Regions from separate parts of the Homo sapiens genome. Here region 1 is linked to region 2. Evidence: chromatin contacts called from ENCODE Hi-C or POLR2A ChIA-PET data. All regions are on one chromosome and are shown on one strand. Each heading gives the region's core, a stretch centred on a gene start or an enhancer-like site at or near the end of the contact. The rest is flanking DNA. Distances are from core to core; before and after follow the strand shown.

Region 1 (6,421 bases), core at 1-2,500, 530 kb after region 2:
AAAAAAAAAAAATTGGCCAGGTGTGGTGGCGGGCGCCTGAAGTCCCAGCTACTTGGGAGGCTGAGGCAGGAGAATGGCATGAACCAGGGAGGCAGAGCTTGCAGTGAGCCAAGATCACGCCACTGCACTCCAGCCAGGGCAACAAAGAGAGACTCAGTCTCCAAAAAAAAAAAAAAAGAAAAAAAAACTTAGAAATTCTTTGCTCAAGTATCACTTCCTCCAGGAAGTCTTCCTGACCCTCTCCCAGACCCCACCCACCCTCCATCCAGTTGGCTGCTCCAGGTTGTGTGGTGGGGGGAATTTCACAGCACTTTGTGTTAAGCGCTGACTTATCCCTTGTATAATACTTTCATTGACTGTAGTCCCTAATACTGGACTGAGCTCCTTGAGCGCAGAGACTGTGAGTCTTACCTGTTTTGGCATTCCTAGACACACCTGGTCTGTGGAAAGTGCTCACTAAATGTGAATATAAACTAATGAATAAATGGGTTTCTACAGCAGTTTATACTGCATCACACAGTTCCTCTAATGAATTTCTAGCCCCCTTCCCTGTTGGGGCATACAGTATTTTATTCAGTATTTCTCCTGAAGGCCTCTCTGTGCCAAGCTCAGTTTTAACCAAAACATTGGTGATCTGGTTAAGTCATTACTGAATTATCCACTACGTTGAATTCTCCCAACCACCCCGTCCCAGCCCTTAGCTTGGCCGAAGGAAAATTAATTGGTTGCAAAGTGCGTATCTAATTACAACAGCCAGCCCCCGACACAGAGATGCTCAAATGTTAATTATAACATATGCATCTCAATAACCGACGGTGGCATTTAGTGCAGCATTAATCACGCCACTTGGGCCCCCCAGTGCATACACAAAGCTCCTTTTCATCTGCCATTAGCACAGACTTTGCACTTTCGGCACGGACGTTCTCATCCTTAAAGCCTTTCGGACTCTAAAACCAACGTTTCCCTGTAAGCCTGGACTGCGCCTAAGCCCCCAGTTCTCCCACCGCAGAGGCCCCCACCCAGGGCTGCGCCAGCGCCGTGGGGTCGCTGGGCGGCGGGTTTTGGCGTCGCTAGACTGGGCTGTCTTGGCAGCTAAGGCGACATCCCGAGCGTCCTGGGGCCACCCTGCTCTCCAGGGCCCGCCATCCTGGAAAAGAAAGGCGAACTACATTACCCAGCAGGCCTCCAGCCGCCCTCTTTCCTTTCAAGTCTTTGCACGTGGCCGGAGGGGAGGGCGGGGCCTGAACGTCACTCTCCTACATTCTCTTTCCCTGTGTCAGATCAGGGATCATTTTTTTTCCTTCCTCTACTCCCTCCCCCCTACCCGCCCCTCCCTCCCTGTTTCCCTTCCCTCCCTCCCTCCCCTCTCTGCTGGGTCTGTGCGCTGGGGCGCCCGATCCCCTCCGCAGCTGGGACGCTCCGAACTCGAGGCAGGAGTCGGCTCTCCGGAGCCTCGTCCCTCCCTTCCCCTTCCCTGCCCCCTTCCCCCACCCCCGACTCGGGCTTGGCGCGGCGGCCAGAGGAACCCCGAGGTGAGCATCTCCTCGCCCGTCCTCCTCTTATAGTCATCTCAGCTTGCTGATCGATTCGGGGACCCGGGAGGAGGGCTGCGTGACGTGGGCGTGCTTATAGATAAATCCGGGAAAACCGCCCCAAACAATCAGCCCCCTTCCCCCCATCCCTGCTCCTGGGCCAGCGGGGTGTCCGCACCCATCTACCATCCCCTCCTCCCCCTCGGTGGGGAACTGCACTCCACAGTGTCGCCCCCTCCCTGGGTTTGTCCCATTCCCTGCCGGGTTCCCCGCCCCGCGGGGTGTCGTGGCCCTGGAGCTCCGGCGCCAAGGGGGGCTCTTGGGGGACGCACGGCTGGAGCCCGGCTCGCTTTGGAGCTGCGCGGTGTAGCCGCTGTCATGTGCCGGGTTCCGACCTGGGAGGAGGAAAAGAGCGAGCGCGATTCCTCTCCCTTTTGTTTTGAAGCCCGCATTTGCTGCATCGAGCAGTTGGTTTAGTATCAGCCAAACTTGCAGCTGTTCAGACCGCGCTCCGCCGAGGTAGGGAGCCCGTCTCGGGGTGGCGTTTGGGGGCCGGGGGCTGCGGCACTCGGGGCTGCGGGAGGGACCCCGAGAGTGTGTCGCCACGCCGCCCCTCCCTTCCCCGGTGACTGATTGTGTCTGTGGCAGCGGGCGTGTGTGAGTGTGCGCGCCCGTCCCCGCGGGCTCGGGGATGTCTGTGGATGGCTGTCGTCTAGACAGGGCGCAGCCCCCTCCCTGCGTCCCCGGTGAGCCCGCGGGCCGCGGGGGGAGCGGGGGATGGGAGCAGAGGAAGAAACCAAATCGGTGGACCCGTTGCGGTCTCCCCTTTGGTTATTCCCAACGGTTGTGGTTCTGTTGGCTTTTTTTATTATTCCTGTCGCTGCGGTGCAATCGGGCCTGGGGAATAGATACGCCCGGCGGAGAGGGGTTCACTTGACAGGCTCTGAAAAGCCACCTCTGGGTGGCGAGTGACCCGAGAGGCCGTGGGGTGGGCTCCGGCTCGGGTTCATCAGGACGACGAGCAGGTAACTGTCCCGGGCGCCGGTCATGGGGGAGGGCGGGCGGGGGGGCGATGGCTTGGGCTGCGGCGAAGGTCTGGGGCCTCGGAGGGCCGCGTGCCGGTGCCTGGATGTGGCCGGAGGGGGCGTCCGGGACACCGCGCGCCTGAGCCGAGTGTTTCTCTATTGATGGTAAAAGACAATCGGGAGGGGGGTGGTCCGAGCCCGTTATCTGGGCGGCGTTGGCTCTGTTTGGTTCCGCGGAGTTTTCAGGGTTGGGGCTGGGGGGTGTGAGCACCGCGGGGTGTGCGGCGTGTAGAGGGGAGGGCTGACTGGCGGCGCCGCGTGCGTCTCCACCCCGAGGAGTGAGGCGTCGCCTCCCCCGCCCGGCTGTTTGTGTGTACACACGGCTCCGGTGTGTGTGGGGGGCGGGGACCGCAGACCGCGGCGTAGTGGGGACAAGCGTGGGCCCCGATCCTCCGCGCGACCTGTCCCGCCAGCCCCCTCCTTGTCTAAGTCGGGGTCGTGTGTCCCCGCGCGCGCGCGCCCGAGTTACTTGGAGAGGGGACCGTGCGGCTGTGGGCCGGGGAAGACCGTAGGGTCGCGTGTGCTGGTCTTCGGTGCAGGAGTCCCAGGTCCGCTGTGCGGCCGGAGTCACACAGCCCCTCCCTCCGCGTCCGCGACGCCCCGTGACCCGGCAGACTGGGGGTCCACCCGGCGGCGCGGGGGGTTGGTTTGGCTGCGCCGCCCCCAGTCCACGCTGGGGTGACCCCGCACCGAGGCGTTCTATGGGTGTGCGTGCCCGCGCTCGCCGCCGCTGCCTTCGCAGACCGGGGAGAGAGTCAGCGACTGCCAACCGCAGCCCCGGCTCTTCAGTCTGGGGACAGTGGGAGCCCAAGCCCAGCGCGCCCCAGCCCGGCCCAGGCCGCCGCCCGCCCGGCGCTGTGTCTCTGCGGCCCGAGGATTATCCCCCAGTCCAGGGGCCCGCGCGACCAAGGAGGAAGCCGCTGGAGCCGCCGGCTCGGCCGCGGCTAGAGCCTCCGTAGGGCGAAAGTGACACAGCGCGAGAGAGCGCCGCCGCTGCTGGAGCCAGGGCCGAGAGGAAGGAGCCGCCCAGAGCGCAGGGAGGGGCCGCCGGCTGTCCGTTCCCAGTTCCTCCTGCCCAGGGCCCGATCTGGGCTGAAAACCTCAGGAATCCAGGCTCCTAGCAGGCTCGGGCTGCGCGAGGAGATGGCCTGGCTTTCAAGAAAACCCAATTATACGTGAACAGAATGCACCGAACAGACGCTAGAGGATGGCCAGGACACGCTCAGGTTGTCTGGGGAAACTCCTGAGTGTTTGACACAGGATTCGATTTACACACAGATCACCTCATCTGTGTCAAGTATCTGTCCTGGATAATGGATGCTCAGAGGCAGCAATTTTGTAACACATTCTAGGGCACAGTGTCATCAGTGATTAACAGCTTGCTAGAATAATAATATGTTTGTATGACCTTACAGGGCAGGTTTTCTTCCCCCAGAACCTCCCCCCTCCCCCGCCAGATATCATAGCATTTATTAAGAGGGTCCTGTGAGGTAGGAGAGTATTAGCCCCATTTTACGGATGAACACACTGAGGCTCAAAAATGTGGCTTGCATAAGGCCTCTGGGTGGGGGAAGGGCCACATTCCCCCTTTTCTCAGCTTATGGCATTTAATTAATAGTGGCCACTTTTTTTCTGAGTATGGATTCTTGACACCTCAGGAAATACTGAAGCTAAAAAATAGAGTATATTATGCTGACACATATTCTTTCTCAAAACACTCTTGATTTGTTAACCATTCCTAATGAGAGCAGCCACTAAAGAACGGAAGTCTGCATTGCTGTTATTACCACGCATTTAATAATTTGCTGTTGGTGAATGGATAGCAGCTGTGATACATCCAGTTTCTACCAGAATCATATGTGCATATAATAAATGTATATGGTATGCCTGTTCATGTAACACTTACCTGTGTTTGTATGGCTGTGTTCATTGAGTCTTTATTGAATTCAAGGAGCAAAGAACTTATACATGCCTGCATGGATTTCTCAGAATTCATGCATGTGAAGGCTGTCAGACAGCCTGGAGGGTTATTAAGTTTAGCCAACTAATCAATTAATTAACCATTCACTCAATATGTACTGGGCACCTACATGTTTGTGTATCTAGAAGTGCATACAAAGAAAACTTAACAAATGTTAATTAAGTCCAGCAAATGTTTATGAAGCACCAGCCTCACTTAGGCCAGATACTCTGCTTCTCTACAAAGATAGTAGAGCAGAGATAGTTAAGTTGCAATGCAATAACACAGCCTACAGGAGGGAACAAATCATAAATATTTTAGAGCAGTCACCCTGGAACTTAGTTTCACATATGTTGGTTTCAAGGGGCCCAAGATGCCAGTTCTTATTCTAGAGCAAATGCAGAAGGAAGCGATGGGGAAAAAACACCTTGATAGCCTTGTTACCCTGAACTTCAGGCTGTTTGCAACCTCCCGGGAGGGCCCAGAGGTATGTTCTTCTGTGGAAGTTAGGCAGCTGATGGAAATTACCCTGAAGCCAACCAACAGGTTTCTGGCGACACGGAGCTAAGGAGATGTTCTCCGTGGTCCCGCCCCAGCTCAGATGTGCTGTGACTCAGGGACAGGCTGTGGCTTTGGTCAAGGTCTCACTCAGGCCCTGCCTGGGTGTAGGAGTTTCTGCCTTACAGGTCTGTGTAGGTGTGTTAATACAAGTCTGCTTTTTATCTAATCCCAAACTCACCGTCTGGTCCCAGATATTGTCCTCTAATTTCATTTCTGTTTTGGGCTCCATTGCCCTTGTTTTAAGGTTATGTTGTTTGCAGCTCAGGTCATGAAGGAGGAGGCAGGAGATGGGTGGTTAGGTTGGAGAGAGAATCCTGAGCCCAGATAGAGAACAGGAGGTACAAACATGCAGGCAAATTGCAGTTTCTGAGAATTCTCCACACGTGGTGGCATTTCTGCATAACTTACCTGATAACACAGCCCCATTTGATGTCCTTGGCTTGGCAGGGGGAGGGGGCGTCTACCTCTGGGCCTCACTGCTGACTCACCGGCACCCTGAGCTCAGCTGCTTCCTTTCAGGTTTGGGTTTTCTTTTGCCCCTGCCTCCCGCTGTGTGCGGTTTAATTTAGAACCTTGCTATAATGGTGGCCTTCTCCCTGTGTTAGCACCGTGCTCTCAGCATGCCTCTGACTTTGGAATTAAGGCCAGAGCTGTGGTTCACAACGGGGTGAGAACAGACACATCCTTGGATCTCCGGCACCCAGAGCTGGGGAGGACTTTGAAGATGATCTGATCTTCACGTGAAGACCTGAAGCCTAGGGAAGTGGAATGACTTGCCTAAGGTCATGGTGAGCCCTTAGCAGAGTGGGTAAAAAATCCTGGAATTTGAGATTTCATCCAATCTTCTTTCTATGTACCGTAATGCTTTCTGGAAAAAAGTTAGGTTCTTCCCAAAGAGTGAGAACTCTTTATCTTCTTCTCTCCTGTCTTCTGGTTCTGGGAAGGGCTCTGAAATTCATTTGACTTCTCTTTCCTTCACAACTGGCCCTTCCTGCCTTATCTTCATCTTTGGCATTCATGAGCAAATGAAGGTCTGTATTTGGGAAATATAGGGTGTCTTGGTGTCCTACAGTGCTCTTAAGCTTGGTCTGTGGCTTTCTGGCCCTGAGGCAGGGTCCTCAGGAACCTTTTGGAAGTGTTTGCAAAGCTGGGATGCGTGTGTACTTTTCTAGGAAGAGAATCTACAGATTTCATTTGATTCTCAACTGACTCAAGTAAGGACAAAACTACTGGTAGGGAGAAGGACAGAAAGGTTGGATAGTGGTTGGTTGACACTGGGGCTA
Region 2 (7,139 bases), core at 1,347-3,846:
TGGTCTCGATCTCCTGACCTCATGATCTGCCTGCCTCGGTCTCCCAAAGTGCTGGGATTACAGGCGTGAACCACTGCGCCCAGCCATGTACCACATTTTCTTTATCCAATTCACTGTTGATGGGCACCTAGATTGATTCCATGTCTTTGCTCTTGTGAATAGTGCTGTGGTAAACGTGAGTGCATGCATCTTTTTGGTAGAATGATTTATTTTATTTGGATATATACCCAGTAAGGGGATTGTTGAGTAGAATGGTAGTTCTAAGTTCTTTGAAAAATCTCTAAATGGCTTTTTTTTTTTTTTTTTTTTTGAGACGGAGTCTTGCTCTGTCGCCCAGGCTGGAGTGCAGTGGCATGATCTCGGCTCACTGCAACCTCCACCTCCCTGGTTCAAGCAATTCCCCTGCCTCAGCCTCCCAAGTAGCTGGGACTACAGGCGTGCACCACCACGCCCAGCTCTTTTTTTTTTTTTTTGTATTTTTAGTAGAGACAGGGTTTCACCACGTTGGCCAGGCTGGTCACGAACTCCTGACCTCAGGCAATCCGTCCACCTCTGCCTCCCAAAGTGCTGGGATTACAGGCATGAGCCACTGTGCCTGGCCCAAATTGCTTTTTACAGTGGCTGGACTAATTTATATTCCCACTAACAATATATAAGTGTAGGGAGATGACTTCTTAACCAAAGACCTGATGTCTAGGAGTTTGCAGCAATAATGCAAATGACAACAACTGTATTTAATCAACTGTTAATACCACCCTGCTGGTGCTTTCTCCAAAGCTTTCAAGTTGCAGCCTCAGCAGATAATGAGGTATGGGTCGTAATTTTAAGAAAACCACCACCAGATGAAGAAGCTTGTGTCTGAGGTTAGAAGTGGAAACAGGGATAGCAGGCAGGATTGAGGGAAACTGCCCCGGGCTTAGGATGAGACCAGAGACAGGTTGGCTGCTGTGCGGGAGGGAAGCCACTCGGCTGGATAGGATGATGTAAAGTGCTCCCACAGCGTCTTGTCCACAGGGGGTGCACCACCAGCATCCTCCTTGGAAATGCTGGCCACAGGTGCCCTGTGTAGAAGCACAAGTGAGTTGGTGAAGAGCGGATCCCCACCACCAAGGACTGTGTGGAAGGAATGAGTCCACATCCCTGACTGATTTGGCCGACTCCGTGTGTTCCCTGGGCTGAAGTGAGTGTCCTGCTGGACTCTACAAGGCCACCCTCAGCGTGTCAGTTTCTGGGAAAAAGGTGGGTAATCCTAGGAGACTCTCTGGACGTCTCCTTCTTGGGACTGGCCTTGGGAGGCGGAAGGGGACCTGCTGTGGCCCACTGGGAAGTGGGCTGTGGCGCAAAGATAAATGGGCCCATGGAGCTGACCAGACAGGCAGTGTCTGCAAATGCAGAGGGTCTAGATCAGGGGTGTCCAGTCTTTTGGCTTCCCTGGGTCCCAATGGAAGAAGAATTGTCTTAGGCCACATATAAGATACACTAAGACTAACGATAGCTGAGTAACTTTTTAAATATCACAAAAAAACACATTCGTACTGTTTGAAGAAATTTTACGAATTTGTGTTGGGCCGCATTCAAAGCCATCCTGGGCCTCACGCGGCCAGAGGCCGCGGGTTGGACAAGCTTGGTCTGGATTCAGGAGGGTCTGCCTCTGTTTCCCCCCATCATTCTTGACCCCCGTTGAGGTGTTAGTGGATGCTCCGGCCGGGTTTCAGCCAAACACCTGGGTTCAGGCTGAGGTCCATGCTCAGCTTCGGGCCAGGGCACTGGAGCAGGAGTGGCACTGAGGGCCTGTCCTCACCAGGGTCTCCTTCCTTTGCCACCTTAGGCAGCTCTGGGATGTTTTATAGGGGAAAGTGGCATCTCCTCCCCTGCCCATGAGGAGGGTGGTGCTGAGTAAAGGTAGCCTCTGCGGGCAGGAGATGGCAGGGACCATGGGACCCAGCAGAGTGAGGGGTGCTGAGGGGTCTCAGAGCAGAGAGACTCCCTTGTTCTGACCCTCTCCAGCTGACTGCAGGTCCGCGAGCCTGGGGGCCCGGACGCTCCTCCATGTGCTTTTCTGCCCCACTACTAACTTCAGTCCACATCACAGCCTCCGAGAGTGGGGCTTCTGGGGCCATCCCCTCTGTGCTCTCCGCAAGCACCATTCTGCGGGACTTTGTAGAGTGACCCGAAGCTTCCGCTCCCTAGCCCTGTGCTCTTCCCCTCTCCAGTCCATCTCGGCCGGGAGTCGGGTCTCTGCCAGCCCAGCGCTCGGAATGGAGCTTTGTGGGGCTGGGGAAGCAACCTTTGCCAATGGGAAGGGGGTGTCACAGCGCCTCATTCCCTCCCAGCTTGCGCTCCTCGGAATAATCTCCAACAGCGTGCCTAGAAGCACAGCTGCTTTTGTTTCGGGCGTCGGTGCTTCCCAGAATCCCGGTGCCCGGACCCAGCCGCCGAACCGACCCCGCCCCGCCGCGGGCTTTGTTCCCTGCGCTGCGCACTGCGAGCGGCGGCCACGCGGGGGCGCTGGGCCGGGGGCGGGGGCCAGGGCTGGGGGTGGGGCGCGCCCCCGGGCCACCTCCCCCGCCCCTCCCGGCTCCTCCCCGCTCCTCCTCCCATGCCCCGGCCCCCGCCTCGCAGCTGGGCTCGGACTCAGGCTTAGCCGCAGTCTGTGAGCCTCCTCCCCGCACCTGGCCGGCCAGGCCAGCCCAGCCTACTTGTCTCGCTGCGCCCGGCTGCTGCCTCCGCTCCAGGGGTCGGCGCCGGGACCTCCTCCTCCGCCGCCGGCCCGCCCGCGTCTACACCGCACACCCGTGGCGCGCCCTCCAGGGGCGGTTTTTCTCCCGGGGTCCTAAGTCTCACTCTACCTGCTTCACGCTTAGTGGTCCTGTAGAAATACAGACGCGTCGTAGGCACTTAGTAAATGTCTGTTGAATGACTGTGTGTAAGCACTCGTCCGTTCTTTACCACACCTCATTTTTAAAGTTAATGGACGTTATTTTTTTCAAGCAATTTTAGATTCACAATAAAATTGAGCCAAAAGTACAAAAAGTTTCATTTCCCCCCTGTACCCACCCCCGAACAACCTCCCCCACTCTCGACCTCCAGACCAGGGCATGCATTGGTTGCCATTGTGAACCTACACTGCCACATCAGGGTCACCCAAAGTCCACAGTTTTCTTTAGGGTTCACCCTTGGTGCTGTACACTCCATGGGTATGACATGTGTAAGGCCATGTCATTCCGGTATCACACAGCATTTTCACTGCTCCAGAAATTCAACCCTCCGTCTTTCCAACTCCTGGCAACTCCTGCTCTTTTTACTGTCTCCATAGTTTTATGGAATCATGCTAATTTTCACAACCATCCAAGAGGTAGGAACTCTTCCCCTTTTGCCCTTGAAGACACTGAGGCTCAGGGATGTTGCCAGGGCCCTGTCAGCTTCCTGATAGGAAAGCCACTAAATTCCAATCGGCTACCAGTTTTCCTGCAACCCTGGCCTGGGATACTCTCCTGAACAATGAAGCCAGTAATGGCATGACCACAGCGCTGTCCCACCCTGGCCAGCAAACAGGCTCCCTCAGGGGACTCCACTCCTCTACCTGGACACTTCTGCAGGCGGGAAGTGGGTAAGGAGTGACAGGTGTGGACTGCCTTGCTTGGCTTCTGGGAGGAGCCATTTGTGCCTGCTGCCAGGCCTGCTGAAACATTACTAGGCTGGGCGGAAGTACAGATGGAAGCCCTGGTCGGTGGTCTGCCCCTTCCTTTCCCTAGCCCAGGCTCTGACTTCGCCGTAAGGATCTTGCAGAGCAGGCATGGACACCCAGCCTGCAGCCCAAGCTCCATCCCCACCCGAGAGCCAAACACCCCCCAGGCTAATCCTCAGGCCCGGTAGTGTGTACACTGGTGAGAGCAGACAGCTGCGGGAAGAGGACCTGCAGAGGCCCTAAAGTGGGCCCCTGACGGGAGGCAGAGCTCAGATAATAATTTTCGTCCATGTGGGCCCCAGGACCTTTGGGCAGGGCCCTGGGTACCTGAAGCATGATCCGAAAGGGAGGGCATGAGCTCCAGGTGGGCATGTCCCTTGACTTTGTGCTAGGGTTACCAGATTTAGTAAATTAAAACAGGAGTCCCCAACCCCTGGGCGTGGACCTATTCTGGTCCATGGCCTGTTAGGAAGTGGGCTGCATAGCAGGAGGTGAACAGCAGGTGGATGAGGATTACTATCTGAGCTCTGCCTCCTGTCAGATCATCAGGCATTAGAGTTTCATAGGAGCGAGAACCCTATTGTGAACTGTGCATGCGAGGGATCTAGGTTTCCTGCTCCTTATGAGGATCTAACTAATGCTTGATGATCTGAGGTGGAACAGTTTCATCCTGAAACCAAACCTGTGCCCTGTCTGTGGAAAAATTGTCTTCCGTGAAACTGGCCCATGGTGCCAAAAAAAGTTGGGGACCGCTGAATTAAAACACAGGACACCCATTTAAATTTGAATTTTAGATAATTGCATTAGTCTGTTTTCACATTGCTGATAAGACATACCCAAGACAGGGGAATTTCCAAAAGAAAGAGGTTTAATGGACTTACATCTCCACATGGCTGGGGAAGCCTCACAATCATGGCAGAAGGCAAGGAGGAGCAAGTTATGTCTTACATGGATGGCAGCAGACAACGAGACAGAGTTTGTACAGGGGAACTCTTCTTTTTAAAACCACCAGATCTGGTGACACTTATTGGCTCTCACAAGAACAGCACGCAAAATCCTGCCCCCATAATTCAATTACCTCCAGCCAGGCCCCTCCCACAACATGTGGGAATTCAAGATGAGATTTGGGTGGGGACACAGCCAAACCATATCAATAATCAACAAATAATATTTTAATAGTAGTATGTCCCAAATGTATACTTATACCCCCCAAATTATTTGTTTATCTGAAATTCAAATTTAATTGGGCATCCTGTATTTTATCTGCCAACCCTGCCTTGTGGACTCCTGACCCGTGGGGAGAGAGACAGCAGGAGGAGGACCCGAGTGGAGTCCTCAAAAGTATGGGGCTTGGGCAGGGGCCTCAGTCCTCTGTGCTGAGGCTGTCCTGGCTGCATGTTTCAATATCCTGAAATTGCAGCAAGGTTCTGGCTTCTAGGGGTCCTGGGAACAAGGTCCTTGTCAGGAGCTGGCTCCGCTCAGTAGGAGACCAGGGTGGTTTGACAATAAACTTTGCCATTGAAGCTTCTGGAATGCAGGTGTGTTGGGTGAAGGCTGGGGAGGCAACAGATAGTGTGAGGAGGTGGGGAGGTAGGATGGGGACAGGAAAGTAAGCTTGCAGCTGCTGCCTCCATCTTGGTCCTTCCAAGGTTAAAGAAGGTCAGGGGTATGGGGAGAGGTTTTGGGGAGAGATGGGGGGACAGGAGGGACACAGCGGCAAATCCCTGCACTGCCAGGGTGAAAGTGCACTGTGGTTGTGCAGCCTGCTTTCCTGGCTGAAATGTTCCTTTCACGTCACCATAGTTAGCATTGCAGACCAGGTCATGAAGGAAGCCAGGCAGGATCTGATGGAAGCCGGGCAGATGGCCTATTGAGGCACAGAGGGTAGGTTTCTTGCAGGTTTGGTGTTGGTGCCCATTGCCCCGAGCTTGGGCCCATGCAGATCAGTGGGGTCACTCAGGGCAGTGAGGGAAGCTCTCACTGGAAGGGGAAGAGCTGGCTCAGGGAGGAGGTGGTGGATGTGGTGGAAAGGCCAAGGTGAATGTTTGGGAATGACTTCTGGAAATCTTTTGTGGAGGACTCACTGAACTGCTTTAGAATTGGAGTCCCAGTCTATCCTAGTGGCTTTTAAAGGAGCTACCTGGAAGAGAGAAGCCACTGTCCTCAGGGCAATGTTCTGGGCAGGTGGGAGTTCTTGTACACACTCCCAGATGGGCCTGGACCACACCCTCCATGTATCTAAGCCTCAGCTTCTGCACCTGGTGAATGGAGATAATTTGGGGGGTTTATTCTGAGAATCAAATGAAATCATGCATAAAAGCAACTTGCAAGGGGAAAGTGTACTTAGAAAGTACAAGATAGCATTGATTGTTAACTCAGTGTGTATGGAGCTCTTCTTTGGGGCCAGACCCTGTGTCAGTCTGCAGGGAATTGGAATGATCCCATGGAGCCCAGGTCTGGTAGGGAAGACAGGCTTGTGACCAGGTCACATAGGTGTAGGCAGGGGGCCCCAAGGGGATCGGAGGAAGGGAGTTGTCCCTATTCCTTGGGAGGTCAGGAAGGGGTTACCCAGGAAGTGTTGCTGGATGGAGCCCTCAAATGTGGGGCGATGTCGGCAGATGGAGCAGAGTGGGAAGGGAATTTCAGTCTGGCAGGCAGGAGGGGAGGCCAGGGGCCAATAAGAGCCTGGGCGGGGGCTGCCAGGCAAGAGCAGATGTCTCACTGAAATGCTTTGGCCCCCAGGAGATTGAACTGTTTCCTGTAGGCAGGGAGGAAGCACGCAGGTGACAGCATCTGGGTGACAGTTTGAAAATATCACTCTGGTTTCCATTGAAGTCAAGGTTTACAGACGCAAGGTGGGGAAGAGGCTGGGAATCTAGAGGGGGAATGTTTCTGCTATGGTCCAGGTTAGCTAACAAGGGTGTGATTGGGGCAGGAGCATGGGTATGGAGAGAAGGAGACTTCCTATAATGTTAGAATTGGAATCTGCGGGGCTCAGTACCCACCTTACTAAACCCCTCTCAGGATCCTGGGCCCTCTGAGCCCCTTCCTCCCTGAGCTCATTCCTGACAGCCCTATTCTGTGGGAGTCTTCTCTCCTCTGAACACTGATAACCTCTGCTTCCCACACCACTGACTTTAGAGTCTAGTGGCATACTTTTGTTTATTTATTTTTAATTGTTTCCAAGTCCCAGTTGTTTTCTTGAATGTCACAGAAACGTTGGTGAAATTATTTTCTAGGAAAGAGCTAGCTTATTTACTTGTTTCTCTCCCTATCTTCCACCCTCTAGCCCTTTCCCTCCCTCCCTCCCTCCCTCCCTCCCTTCCTCCCTTCCTTCCTTCCCTCCTTCCTTCCCTCCTTCCCTCCTTCCTTCCCTCCTTCCTTCCCTCCTTCCTTCCTTCCCTCCTTCCTTCCTTCCTTCCATTCTTTCTTCCCCTCTTATACTTATCAC

What was found. Hi-C counts contacts between places; a loop is a spot of excess contacts on that map. ChIA-PET counts read pairs that join two places held with the same protein, here RNA polymerase II (POLR2A). Pooled maps may share reads with other maps.
Region 1: a map of endothelial cell of umbilical vein shows a loop between it and region 2 (4-fold over the local background). The contact joins the promoter of CTIF here to the enhancer-like site in region 2. A Hi-C loop is called at or near these places in 1 of 168 maps with a recorded cell type or tissue (endothelial cell of umbilical vein) and 4 of 50 pooled maps. POLR2A ChIA-PET finds 5 or more read pairs at or near these places in 2 of 52 experiments (AG04450 and endothelial cell of umbilical vein).

The regions. Positions count from the first base shown.
Region 1 is chr18:48,537,781-48,544,201 of GRCh38, forward strand. CTIF (cap binding complex dependent translation initiation factor) reads left to right here and starts at 1,251. Exons shown (of 12, transcript NM_014772.3): 1 at 1,251-1,532. RefSeq lists silencers at 1,357-1,436, 1,937-2,296, 2,727-2,816, 3,137-3,616 and enhancers at 4,771-5,547, 5,548-6,322.
Region 2 is chr18:48,005,820-48,012,958 of GRCh38, forward strand. No RefSeq gene overlaps it. Among named protein-coding and RNA genes, the nearest start is that of SMAD2, 79 kb to the left of the region's middle. RefSeq lists an enhancer at 1,823-2,736 and silencers at 2,412-2,521, 2,532-2,581. Within about 2 kb of position 2,597, at least 14 of the 41 ENCODE cell types and tissues checked have a DNase peak (open chromatin) inside an H3K27ac peak, as active enhancers do.